Regions from separate parts of the Homo sapiens genome. Here region 2 is linked to region 1. The links are chromatin contacts, found by Hi-C or POLR2A ChIA-PET in ENCODE. All regions are on one chromosome and are shown on one strand. The core of a region is the stretch at or near the end of the contact, and the rest is flanking DNA. Distances in the headings are between cores, read along the strand shown. Region 1 overlaps ZNF680 (zinc finger protein 680). Region 2 holds the start of ZNF273 (zinc finger protein 273).

Region 1 (5,654 bases), core at 2,141-4,640:
GCAACCTCCACCTCCCAGGTTCAAGCGATTCTCCTGCCTCAGCCTCCCAAGTAGCTGGAATTACAGACGCACATCATTGTGCCCGGCTAATTTTTGTATTTTTTTTTTAGTAGAGATGGGGTTTCGCCATGTTGGCCAGGCTGATTTCGAACTCGTGACCTCAGGTGATCCGCCTGCCTCGGCCTCCCAGAGTGCTGGGATTACAGGCGTGAGCCACCATGCCTGGCCAACACAGGCTCTTTTACTTAGTGGATGTTTGACAAAATACTCTTCTTGGGCCAAAAACATTGGCATTACTGGTGAGCTTGTTAGAAATTCAGAAATTCAAACTTTATTCCAGATTTTCTAAAAACAATCCGCATAATAAGATCTTCAGTTTATTGTACACATTAAAATTTGAGATGTACCTTCTAATTCAACATGTCTTTTCTATCTGAAAAATATACACAACTCATTGTGTATGATGTAAATATAGCACTCAAAAATTTACATGTTTGTATTCATGTCCTGTTATAGTTTTTCTTCAAAAAAGTATATATACACTGATGTTGTGGATCTTATGCTGTTCTCTTATCTGAGTTAAAGAATATATTAGAGAATATTTCTGCATTGAAATTTATTTTATTGTATAATTTGACTCACTCCTGTAAGTCAGAATCAGTTTTCTATACTGTCTTACTTTGCCTTGAGCCAAAATAAAAATTCTGCCCATGGTCATTTAGTAAATATATAAGTGTGTGTGTGTGTGTGTGTGTGTGTGTGTGTTTTTCAGGGACCACTGACATTTAGGGATGTGGCCATAGAATTCTCTCTGGAGGAGTGGCAATGCCTGGACACTGCACAACGGAATTTATATAGGAAAGTGATGTTTGAGAACTACAGAAACCTGGTCTTCCTGGGTGAGGATAACTTCAACACACAATTCCTAATATGCCCTAAAGGTTTTATTTCTCTTTTTTTGCATAACTTGTGGTAATTTGTGCTTTGCATAAATGAGTTTCAGATCCCTGTTTTCAAGAAAATCTTTGAGCTTTGTCCATGTAGAAAAAAATTCCTTCAGTACGTTTCATCTTGACCTGAACTTTCCACATTCCTGAGCTGATCTATGTCCTTCACTCTAGATTAGTGGTAATTACAGAAATTTGATGGCATAAAATGTTGTTGCCCACACCTTAAAATTTAATTGCCCCCACCAATTTTTGATTCAGTAGTACTGGGTAGTGAAATTAAAGACCTAAAAATTTAAAGTATTTTCTAAATATTTAGAAATGTCTGTTATAAATTAGTAATTTGGGATTAATTTACTAGAATATGCTATGACATTCTCTTTACTGAGCACATTAGTAGTTTGGTAATTGGAGAATATGAGCAAGATTCATGTTATTTATTTTTAATAAAACAGGTATTGCTGTCTCTAAGCCTCACCTGATAACCTGTTTGGAGCAAGGAAAAGAGCCCTGGAATAGGAAGAGACAGGAGATGGTAGCCAAACCCCCAGGTAGGTGAGAGTGATAGTGAATACAACAGATGACACAGATGAGAGGTCCAGATGTCAAAGAGAAAGTCAGTTCTTGACATGGGATTTGGGAAGCTATGTTCCAGAGAAAATAGTTTTTGGGAAGCTCAGTTTCTTTTCTCTTGCTCTCACATAGGGGCATCTTCTTTATGCTCTTAAATTCTCTAAAAATTCTACTTTCCCATCAGTGATCTTCCTTCAAGTTTACTGTAAGCCAAAGTCCTCTTTATGGCTTATAAGAGACTGCACAATCTGACTGATGTTCCATTGTTTTAGGGACACACAAATATCTGCAAAATTTTGAGAAACTGTTATTTTTTAAGTTCTCTTTCTACATCACGTCTGAAATGTGTGTGATTAGTGGTTTCTTTTCCATTTTTTTGGTTCATTTTTCTGCACATTTCATATTTTTATTATTATAGTCTTTTTTGATAGTCGAAATATAGTTCGAAATTATAAAGTATAATGTCCTTCTTTGTTCTTTTTCCTCCAGATTGCTTTGACTATTCAAAGTTTATTGTAGTTTCATATAAATTTTAGGATTTTATTTTTCATTGCTGTAAAAAAATGCCACTGGAATTTCGATAGGGAGTTCATTGAATCCATAGATTATTTTGGATAATATGGCACTTTAACAATATTTATGCTTTCAATCCATAGACATAAAATACTTTAAAATTTATTTGCGTTGGCCAGGCACAGTAGCTCACACTTGTAATCCCAGCACTTTGGGAGGCCAAGGCAGGGAGATCACTTGAGGTCAGGAGTTTGAGACCAGCCTGGCCATCAGGGTGAAATCCCATCTCAACTAAAAATACAAAAATTAGCCTGGCATGGTGGCAGGTTCCTATAATCCCAGCTACCCAAAAGGCTGAGGCAGGAGAATTGCTTTAACACAGGAGGTGGAGGCTGCAGTGAGCTGAGATTGTACCACTGCACTCCAGCCTGTGTGACAGAGACTCTGTCTCAAAAAATAATTATTTGCCTCTTCTCTAATTTATTTCATTAATATATTTTTATTGTAAAGATTTTTTTACCTCCTTGTTTAAATTTGTTCTCAGAAATTATTTTAATGCTACTGTAAATAAGATTGTTTTCTTAATAATCAGTTTGCTTTAAGTGTATGGAACCATAACTTAAACTTGTATGTTAATTTTATATTTTGCTAATTTACTGAATGTATTTATTAATTTAAACAGGTTTTAGTGTACTGTTTATAATTTTTTATATATAAGAGCATATGATCGATAAGCAGCAAGTTTTTACTCATTTGTCTTCAATTTCAGTGAGTTTAAAAACTTTTTTTGACTAATTTTTCTGCCACATACTTGCAGTTCTATGTTAAAATAAAGTATTTACAGTGGGTACAATATAGTTTTGCATTGGTGTCTGAATTTAAAGGAGCAAACACCTCTTTAAGTTTTTATAAACTGGTTTAGAAGGTAAAGATTTTTTTTGTTGGGTTCTCAGGGTGATGGGATGTCCTCTGGGTTTGTAGTGGAGAGGGGCGTAGCTTGGTCACAAGGCTGCTGGGTCTGCACTAGGGCTCACCTTTAGTTGGCTTAACAGGGGCTTGGGTAATTGTAATTTTCATTATATTTTGGAACAGACTAAATATTTTTCTGGATGTTGCTCTGTAGGGCAGACAGTAGGGCAGGTTTTTGTAATTGGGTCTATATATGGTGGGCCTTATATCAGAATGTGGATGAGTATGGCTTTCACTGAGTATCAAAGAGAATTTTTTCAGGTCACTGTGTGGGTTCCTTTATAGGCAGAACTGGCCGTGAACTGTGGCTCAGGGAGCTGGAACTGAGTCATCGAACTGCTTCAGAAACCACAGTAAAGGACAAGGTCTGCAGGCCTGCCTGCGTGGCTATAAATGGCTGTCTTCCTCCAGGCCTCTGGAAGGGCACGGTCTCTCCCAGACTGTGGCTGGGAGGAGTTTGGGATGATTAGAGAGTAAGTTCAGAATTCTCAGTGGGACCAAATTTGGTGGGCCATTTCCTGGTCTGCAGCCTAGAACAGGGGTCCTGTATTTTTCCACCTGAATGAGGGCCTGCCTTCTGAAAAGAACACTCCTTAATCTTAGACTGTAGCAGTTTCACAACACCCTCTCTGGATCTCAAAGCTCTCTTAAAGGCACTTATTTTTGAGATGGGTTTTGGCTTCATAACCCAGGTTGGTCTTGAAATCCTGGCCTGAAGCAGTTCCCCAACCTGAATGTACCATGTAGCTGTCATTACAGGTGTGAGCCATGGCTCACATAAATGCATTTTTGACAGGGATGGCTGATAAATTTTCTTGCTGTGGGATGATAAGCAAATAAGGAACCTTTTATTTTTCCATCTTACTGATGTCACTCTCCCTATACATTTTTACTTTCTATTTTCTATTTCAAATTTTTCTGTACTTTAGGTTCAGACATTTAGGACAATATGCTAGAATTTACATGATATGGTTGATGTTACTTATAAATTTAAGTTTGCTTCAGGCAAACAGGAATTACAGGATTTTCACCCACTTAAGCATATATCTAAATAACAACATAACTAATTTCTAAATATTTGTTTTATATATAAGAAGTGCTAACCATATTCTGCAAAATATATAATTTTTAAATTTAGCAATGCAAGACTATTGTTTTGCTTCTAAAGTTGGATTACAGTAGTTTTATTTTGTGTAAGAATAGCATATATTTAAAACATAAATACTAATTTCTTGTAAATTTTTGTTTATTATAAATTTATTGTTAGAATCTTTTATTTATAATTATACTGTTTTTTTCCTGAAATTTTATTGCAACACAGCGCATGCCAATGATTTGAAATACCTGCTTTCCATGAGTACACATAGTCAAATATTGTAATTATCTAGACAAATTTTTTAATGGCACATAAATATTGCAAAGCAGATTTTGTGAGTAAACTTCTTTAGTTATTGTTTTGCAGTTCCATATTAGTGTTTTATTTAGTGTACTTTTTAAACATCAGTTTATTGTGATTTTTTGTTTTACTTATATATTTAGACATTTTGCAATTCTGTTTGTAAACTTTAAGTCAACATGGGGTTTAATTAAAAGATAAATCAGCCGGGCTCAGTGGCTCATGCCTGTAATCCCAGCACTTTGGGAGCCCGAGGCAGGTGGATCAGAAGGTCAGGAGTTCGAGACCAGCCTGGCCAATATGGTGAAGCCCCATCTCTACTAAAAATACAAAAATTAGCCTGGTGTGGTAGCGGGTGCCTGTAGTCCCAGCTACTTGGGAGGCTGAGGCAGGGGAATCTCTTGAACCTGGGAGGCAGAGGTTACAGTGAGCTGAGATTGCACTACTGTACTCCAGCCTGGGCGACAGAGCGAGCCTCCATCTCAAAAAAAAAAAAAAAAAAAGGATAAATCAGCCATATGTCTATCACAATCAGTTTGTATATGTGTGTGCTTTTATCTACAAATATGACCTCCATTTTGGTTATGGCTTATTTTGTAGGTATTCTTTCTTAGCTGATTTTCAATGGTTGTCCGATCATATCTAAATGAGTAGTCATGGAAATCGCCTTCTTTTCACCATGTGTTTAATGATGAATATATATTTCTTTTGCATGAGAGAAACACGTTTGTGATTTGAAGATAATTTTTGAAAAGATTTATAAATCTTTATTTTTTCAGTTTTTCTTTTAAAAAATTAATTGTGAAAATATAACATAAAATTTACCATCTTAAATTCATTGAAGTGTACATTTCAGGGCCAGGCATGGTGGTGGCTTACATCTGTAATCCAGGGATTTTGAGAGGCCAAGACAGGAGTATCACTTGAGCCCAAAATTTGGAGACCAGCTTGGGCAACATATAAAGACCCAGTCTACAAAAAAAACTATTTTTAAAGACAGGCATGGTGGTGTGCACTTGTGGTTTCAGCTACTTGGGAGATTGATGGGGGAGGATTTACTTCAGCCTGGTTAAGGCTATAGTAAGCCATAATTGTGCCACTGCACTCCAGCTTGGGTGACAGAGTGAGATCCTGTCTGAATAAAAGTTGTACATTTCGAGCATGTTAAGTGTATTCACACTGTTAGGCAAAATACTTCTAAAAGTTTTACATCTTGTAAAACTAAAACTCAGTACACATTAAGTAACAACTGCCCA
Region 2 (5,654 bases), core at 1,766-4,265, 360 kb before region 1:
ATTCAGCATTAAACTCAGAAATCAAGATAACAGGACATAGACTAGAGATATTCACTGTTACAAATGTACTCTGCATAAAGAGGAACTGATGTTTTCACAAATCTAAGTAACTCACCAATTATCTACTACATATTCTTGTGGAAAAGTATTTATTTTCTACAGCCAAAATTAAAAAGAGATTCTCCCTATTTTTTTCCTTGGTTAGCATTCTAAAAGCCAAGACTTGGAATTCTGTTTGATCTCACCCATAAAAGACACACCCGAGAAAATTCTTAAACTCATTCTGGCAAAGAAAAAGATAAATGAGAATTTTTAACAAATGGACTATATAATTAGATATTATTTCTCTCCCTGAAACCCACCTTTTTGTAAATTTTTTACCTTTCAAGTTTTACTAATAAAATGCAACTTACAATAAAAAACTGAAGTCAAAAAAAGTGAAGAAATCTTTTCAAGATGATAAACCCCCAGAGAGTGGCAGTGCTGATTAGAAAACTGATGTGTTTGACTCGTGTCAAGTCAGGCCACGATCCCTTGATTCTCCCACCCCATCCTGCTCACTTAAGTGCTCAACGACCACCCTCTTCGGAGACACTATACCTCAGTTACTGCTCCAGATGCATTTTAGTTTGCAAGTTCTTGCACCATCTCACTGGAGTAAGTTTTTTTTAGTTTTTTTGGTACACTATTTTTTCTTTCACAAATGTTAAGAGAATTCAGGGGGAAGAAATTATTTGTTTTCCCCTTAATACCAGCATCTGATTGGCTGACCAGCAATCTGTCTCCAAGAAATGAAAGCTGGATTGGGTGAAGACAATCTTAATGTCTCAACGGGTTAGCTTTTCAAAAAAAAAAAAAAAAAAAAAAGTGTGGCCAGCGTGGGGTGCCTCACGCCTGTAATCTCAGCACTCTGGGACGCCAAGGTGGGCGGATCACTTGAGGCCAGGAGTTCAAGGCCAGTACAGCCAACATGGTGAAACCTCCTCTCTACAAAAAACACAAAAATTAGCCAGGTGTGTCGGCGTGCACTTGTAATCCCAGCTACTTGGTAGGCTGAGACTGGAGAATCGCTTGAACCTGGGAGGCGGAGTTTGCAGTGAGCCACGATCGCCCCATTGCACTCCAGCCTGGGCGACAGAATGAGACTGTCTCAAAAAAAAAAAAAAAAAAAAAAAAAAGTGCACCAGGAGATGCCTCTCAGCCCCACGACATCCACCTGCTCTTTTAAGAAGCTACACTCCATACCTGAGACTGTCCTATGGGAGAAAATGACCCAGGAGCTGATATTCACTAAACATTGTAGCAGACATAGCGATTGTGGGTATCTTGGTTTATCCCCAGACAGTACTAAAACTCAAAACCAGGAAAACACTGAGGAGTGGCTGAGGAAACAGCACTCCATAAAGTTTCCAAAGGGAAACCTTGACCCAAAAACATTTTGGTAAGATCTCTGTGCCTAGGGAAGATTATTTTAAAAAGAGGCACAGAGATTTTTTTACAATACAGTGTCAGGGGATGATTCTTTGCTTTCTTCTCCTGGGAAATATTTTCAAACAGAAAAAAATTTTTCTAAAGTGCTATCCAATGCTGTGTCAAAAAATGATTAATTAAAATACAGTATCTAAAATGTACACTAAAATAATGTGAATTAGGATGAGGAAGTTGGCATTTCGGAATGTCAGAAAAAACTGGAAATTTGGTATTTTACTGCAAGCCAGAGTTAGGCTGAAGGAATTGGGGGTGGGGAGTAGTCTTGAGACTCTGCTTGGGCCACATGTGAAAATTTCAGGGGAAAATCTATCCCCTGTAGAGTGTGTACACAATTAAGTAGCAGGCAATTAGACTGAGGTAGCTCCAGTCCCAGGGTCCCCATTTTTTAAAAAAATCTAACTCAAATTGGCCGGGCGCGGTGGCTCACGCCTGTAGTCCTAGCACTTTGGGAGGCGGAGGCGGGTGGATTGCCTGAGCTCAGGAGTTCGAGACCAGGCTGGGCAACACAGTGAAACCCAGACTCTACTAAAATACAGAAAAGTTAGCTGGGCGTGGCGGCGTGCGCCTGTAATCCCAGTTACTTGGGAGGCTGAAGCAGGAGAATTGCATGAACCCGGGAGGCGTTGGTTGCAGTGAGCCGAGATGGCTGCCATTGCACTCCAGCCTGAGCGACAGTGTGAGACTCTGTCTCAGAAAGAAAGAAAAAAAAATCTAACTCAAACTTTTTGTAAATTACAACATTGAGGGAAACAAAATTCAGGCTTAACCAACCATAAACTGCCAATTAACCTCTGATGACATAACCAGGAAATGTCCACCCTGAATTTACAAATTAAGAAACTACATAACGGTACCTAACCAATTATTGGCTTTCTTCATCACACACCTTATAAAAGTCTTTCCTTCAAGCCCTTCCCATGGACCACAAACTACAAACCACAGCTGGGTGCTCTATAATTTGTGAATGACTGTCTGATTAAATTCTTTAATATTTTCGCGGTGACTTCCATACATTTTTAATAGAAAAAAGGAGGGTCTGGGAACCCCATGGACCAAAGCTCTTCCTAGTCATGAACCCTGCATCCCGAGTCATCGAGGAGAGATGCGGCGCTGCGGCAGCAGAGCTGCCCAGGGAGGGCTCCAGGCCAGGGAACGGTCACTGCGCAGGGAGGAGACAGGACGCCCGGGATCCCGGCTGCCAGCCCAGCAGCCATCTTATGACTGAAGGGGACTGAGGGCCGAGCTGCGCCAAGGAGAACTCCTGGCCGCGGATTTTGGAGTCTACTGCAGGGAGGCCGGAGTCTCGCCACATCCACTTCCCACCAGTTCCAACCAGGCCCTCCCCCTCTCTCGGGATCTGGGACCCGGCACTCTCACCATTTCTAGGCTTCCAGGGAGTCCTGGCGTCTTAGCTGTGGATCTCCCAATACCTGCAGGTAACGGGGCCACAGAAGGTGGACCTCTAGGAGCAGAGGACATAGAGCAGTGAAGACGAGACCTGGAGCTGCGACTGCAGCGAGAGACAAAGGCCCCGCCAAATCCCGGAAGCCGTCCTGTCCGCTCCAGCTGCGTGCCTGATTGGACGGGTCCCAGCCCAGCGTCCCTGATTGGAGGATGTTTAAGGACCCGCCCCCTCAGGCCCTGAATGACAGAAGGTGTGCTCAGTTGCTGGGCTGAAAGAAGATAGAATGAAACCTAAACTGCAGGCTTTTCAGTCAGGGCTTCCTCCCTGAACTGAGCCCGGCCCACCCACGGGGTATTTGCATTTAACCTTGTGTATAAGGTCATATGCATTTATATTAATAAATAGTATAGTGTGTGAAAGGAAAATAAATTTTGCGGCCCCAAAATCACTAAGCTATAGGGAAAAGTCAAGCTGGGAACTGCTTAGGGCAAACCTGCCTTCCATTCTATTCAAAGTCACCCCTCTGCTCACTGAGATGATTGCATATCTGATTGCCTCCTTTTCCCAGGCTAATCAGGAACTCAAAAGAATGCAACCATTTGTCTTTTATCTACCTAGGACCTGGAAGCCGCCTCCCCACTTCCAGTTTTCTTTCTTTCTTTTTCTTTCTCTCTCTCTGTCTCTTTCGGAGTCTCGCTCTGTCTTCCAGGCTGGAGTGCAGTGGCACGATCCGATCTCTGCTACTGCAACTTCCACCTCCCTCCGGGGTTCAAGCGATTCTCCTGCCTCAGCCTCCAGAGTAGCTGGCTAATTTTTCTATTTTTAGTAAAGACGGGGTTTCACCACTTTGTCCAGGCTGGTCTTGAACTCCTGACCTCAGGTGATCCACCCGCCTCGGCTTCCCAAAGTGCTGGGATTACAGGCGTGAGCCACCGCGCCTGGCCTCAGAATAAACTTTCTAAATTAACTGAGATCTGTCTCAGATATTTGAGGTTCACAATTATATGGCTATTAACAAATGGAAAAAATATAATAACATTATTTAATATCCGATTTTACGACCTTCCTAGCTTCTGGTCCTTTAAGCAGGCAGCCTGAGATTTTAAAACGGAGTTAATTCTCTGAAATAAAATGTAAGCCACATGTGAATTTTAAATATTCTAGTAGCCAAACTTAAAAAAAAAAGGAAGAAACAGGTGGAATTTATTGTAACAATTTCATCGTTATATATTCTAGTTCTAGAATTCAAATATTCTAATATTCAAAATATTATTTTAATATGTGAGCAGTATGTAATTTTTCATGTAATATATATTATTGTATATAATAATATAAAATATGTATAATAATATATAATATTATGTATAATATTATACATGACCTCAAGTGATCTGCCCGCCTTGGCCTCCCAAAGTAGTGCTAGGATTACAGGCGTGAGCCACCGCGCCCGAAGCAGCGGTGCTTTTTGAGAAGGAGTTTCACTCGCACAATGTGGGCTCACCGCAACCTCCACCTCCGGGTTCAAGCGATTCTCCCACCTCAGCCTCCCGAGTAGCTGAGATTACCGGCATGTGCCATCGTGCCCGGCTAATTTTGTATTTTTAGTAGAGACGGCCTTTCTCCATGTTGGTCAGGCTGGTCTCGAACTCCCAACCTCATGTGATCCGCCCGCCTCGGCCTCCCAAAGTGCTGGGATTACAAGTGCTTTTAAGAGAAAGAGACACATCATAGGAGGATCCCATGGCAGAGAAAAGAAAAGAGGGTCTCACTTACGGAAGAAATAATCACCTATCATCTGGAATAGCATAAGACAAGCAAAAGAGATCACGACCTGACTACATCAATGAGAAGAAAAAGGCAACCTGGCTGAAAGGACTCATTGGCATCATGGAGCTACATTTAATAAGCTGCAGTGAATGGTCAGCCTCTGGGATACCAATAGTCTACCAAGAAGGCTGAACTCATTCTAATAAAATCAGCATGTCTGCACCATTCCGGTGGCATAGGGTTACAGTATCCGTTACAGAAACCCCATAAAGACCAGTGGGTACCCTTCTAGAATTGAAGTTATTGTGAAAAAGCATACCAGCGCCGGGCACGGTAGCTCATGCCTGTAATCCCAGCACTTTGGGAGGCTGAGGCAGGTAGATCACCTGAGGTCAGGAGTTCGAGACCAGCCTGGCCAACATGGTAAAACCTCATCTCTACTAAAAATACAAAAATTAGCCAGGTGTGATGGCGTGCGCTTGTAGTCCCAGCAACTCGGGAGGCTAAGGTATGAGAATCGCTTGAACTCAGGAGGCAGAGGCTGCAATGAGCCGAGATGGAGCCACTGCACTCCAGCCTGGGAGATAGAGCAAGACTCTCTCTACAAAAAAAAAAAAATAAATAAAGGCATACTAGCTTGGTGCCTTGGCTCATGCCTATAATCCTCGTGGCATGGAAAACTAGAACATGGACACACACAGAGTTAGGTTCAGAGCAGAAGTTTATAGGCAAAAGAGAAAAGAGCTCTCTGTGACAGAGAGTGTTCTTGGAGAAGTGGGTTGCTGGTTTCATGGTGAAATGCAAGGTGTTTTATAGATGATCTTGAGAAGGTAATGTCTGATGTACATAGGGTATGAAAGATTGATTGGATTAGGTGTGCCATTTGTATACGGTGCAAAAAACTGGTTAGGACTAGTTGTGCTATTTGCATAGGTGTGAAAATCTGGCCGCCCCCACCCTAATTTTTTATTATGCAGATGGATTCTCTGCC

Evidence for each region. Hi-C counts contacts between places; a loop is a spot of excess contacts on that map. ChIA-PET counts read pairs that join two places held with the same protein, here RNA polymerase II (POLR2A).
Region 2: a map with no recorded cell type shows a loop between it and region 1 (3-fold over the local background). The contact joins the promoter of ZNF273 here to the enhancer-like site in region 1. A Hi-C loop is called at or near these places in 1 of 168 maps with a recorded cell type or tissue (OCI-LY7) and 3 of 37 single-sample maps with no recorded cell type. POLR2A ChIA-PET finds 5 or more read pairs at or near these places in 1 of 52 experiments (GM12878).

What each region holds. Positions count from the first base shown.
Region 1 is chr7:64,539,551-64,545,204 of GRCh38, reverse strand. ZNF680 (zinc finger protein 680) reads left to right here. Exons shown (of 4, transcript NM_178558.5): 2 at 773-899; 3 at 1,403-1,498. Among named protein-coding and RNA genes, the nearest start is that of ZNF680, 21 kb to the left of the region's middle. Within about 2 kb of position 3,390, at least 6 of the 41 ENCODE cell types and tissues checked have a DNase peak (open chromatin) inside an H3K27ac peak, as active enhancers do.
Region 2 is chr7:64,900,634-64,906,287 of GRCh38, reverse strand. ZNF273 (zinc finger protein 273) reads right to left here and starts at 3,015. Exons shown (of 4, transcript NM_021148.3): 1 at 2,869-3,015. The coding sequence starts at 2,970. RefSeq lists enhancers at 2,761-2,870, 2,901-2,960, 2,275-3,147, 3,361-3,410, 3,431-3,480 and 1 more.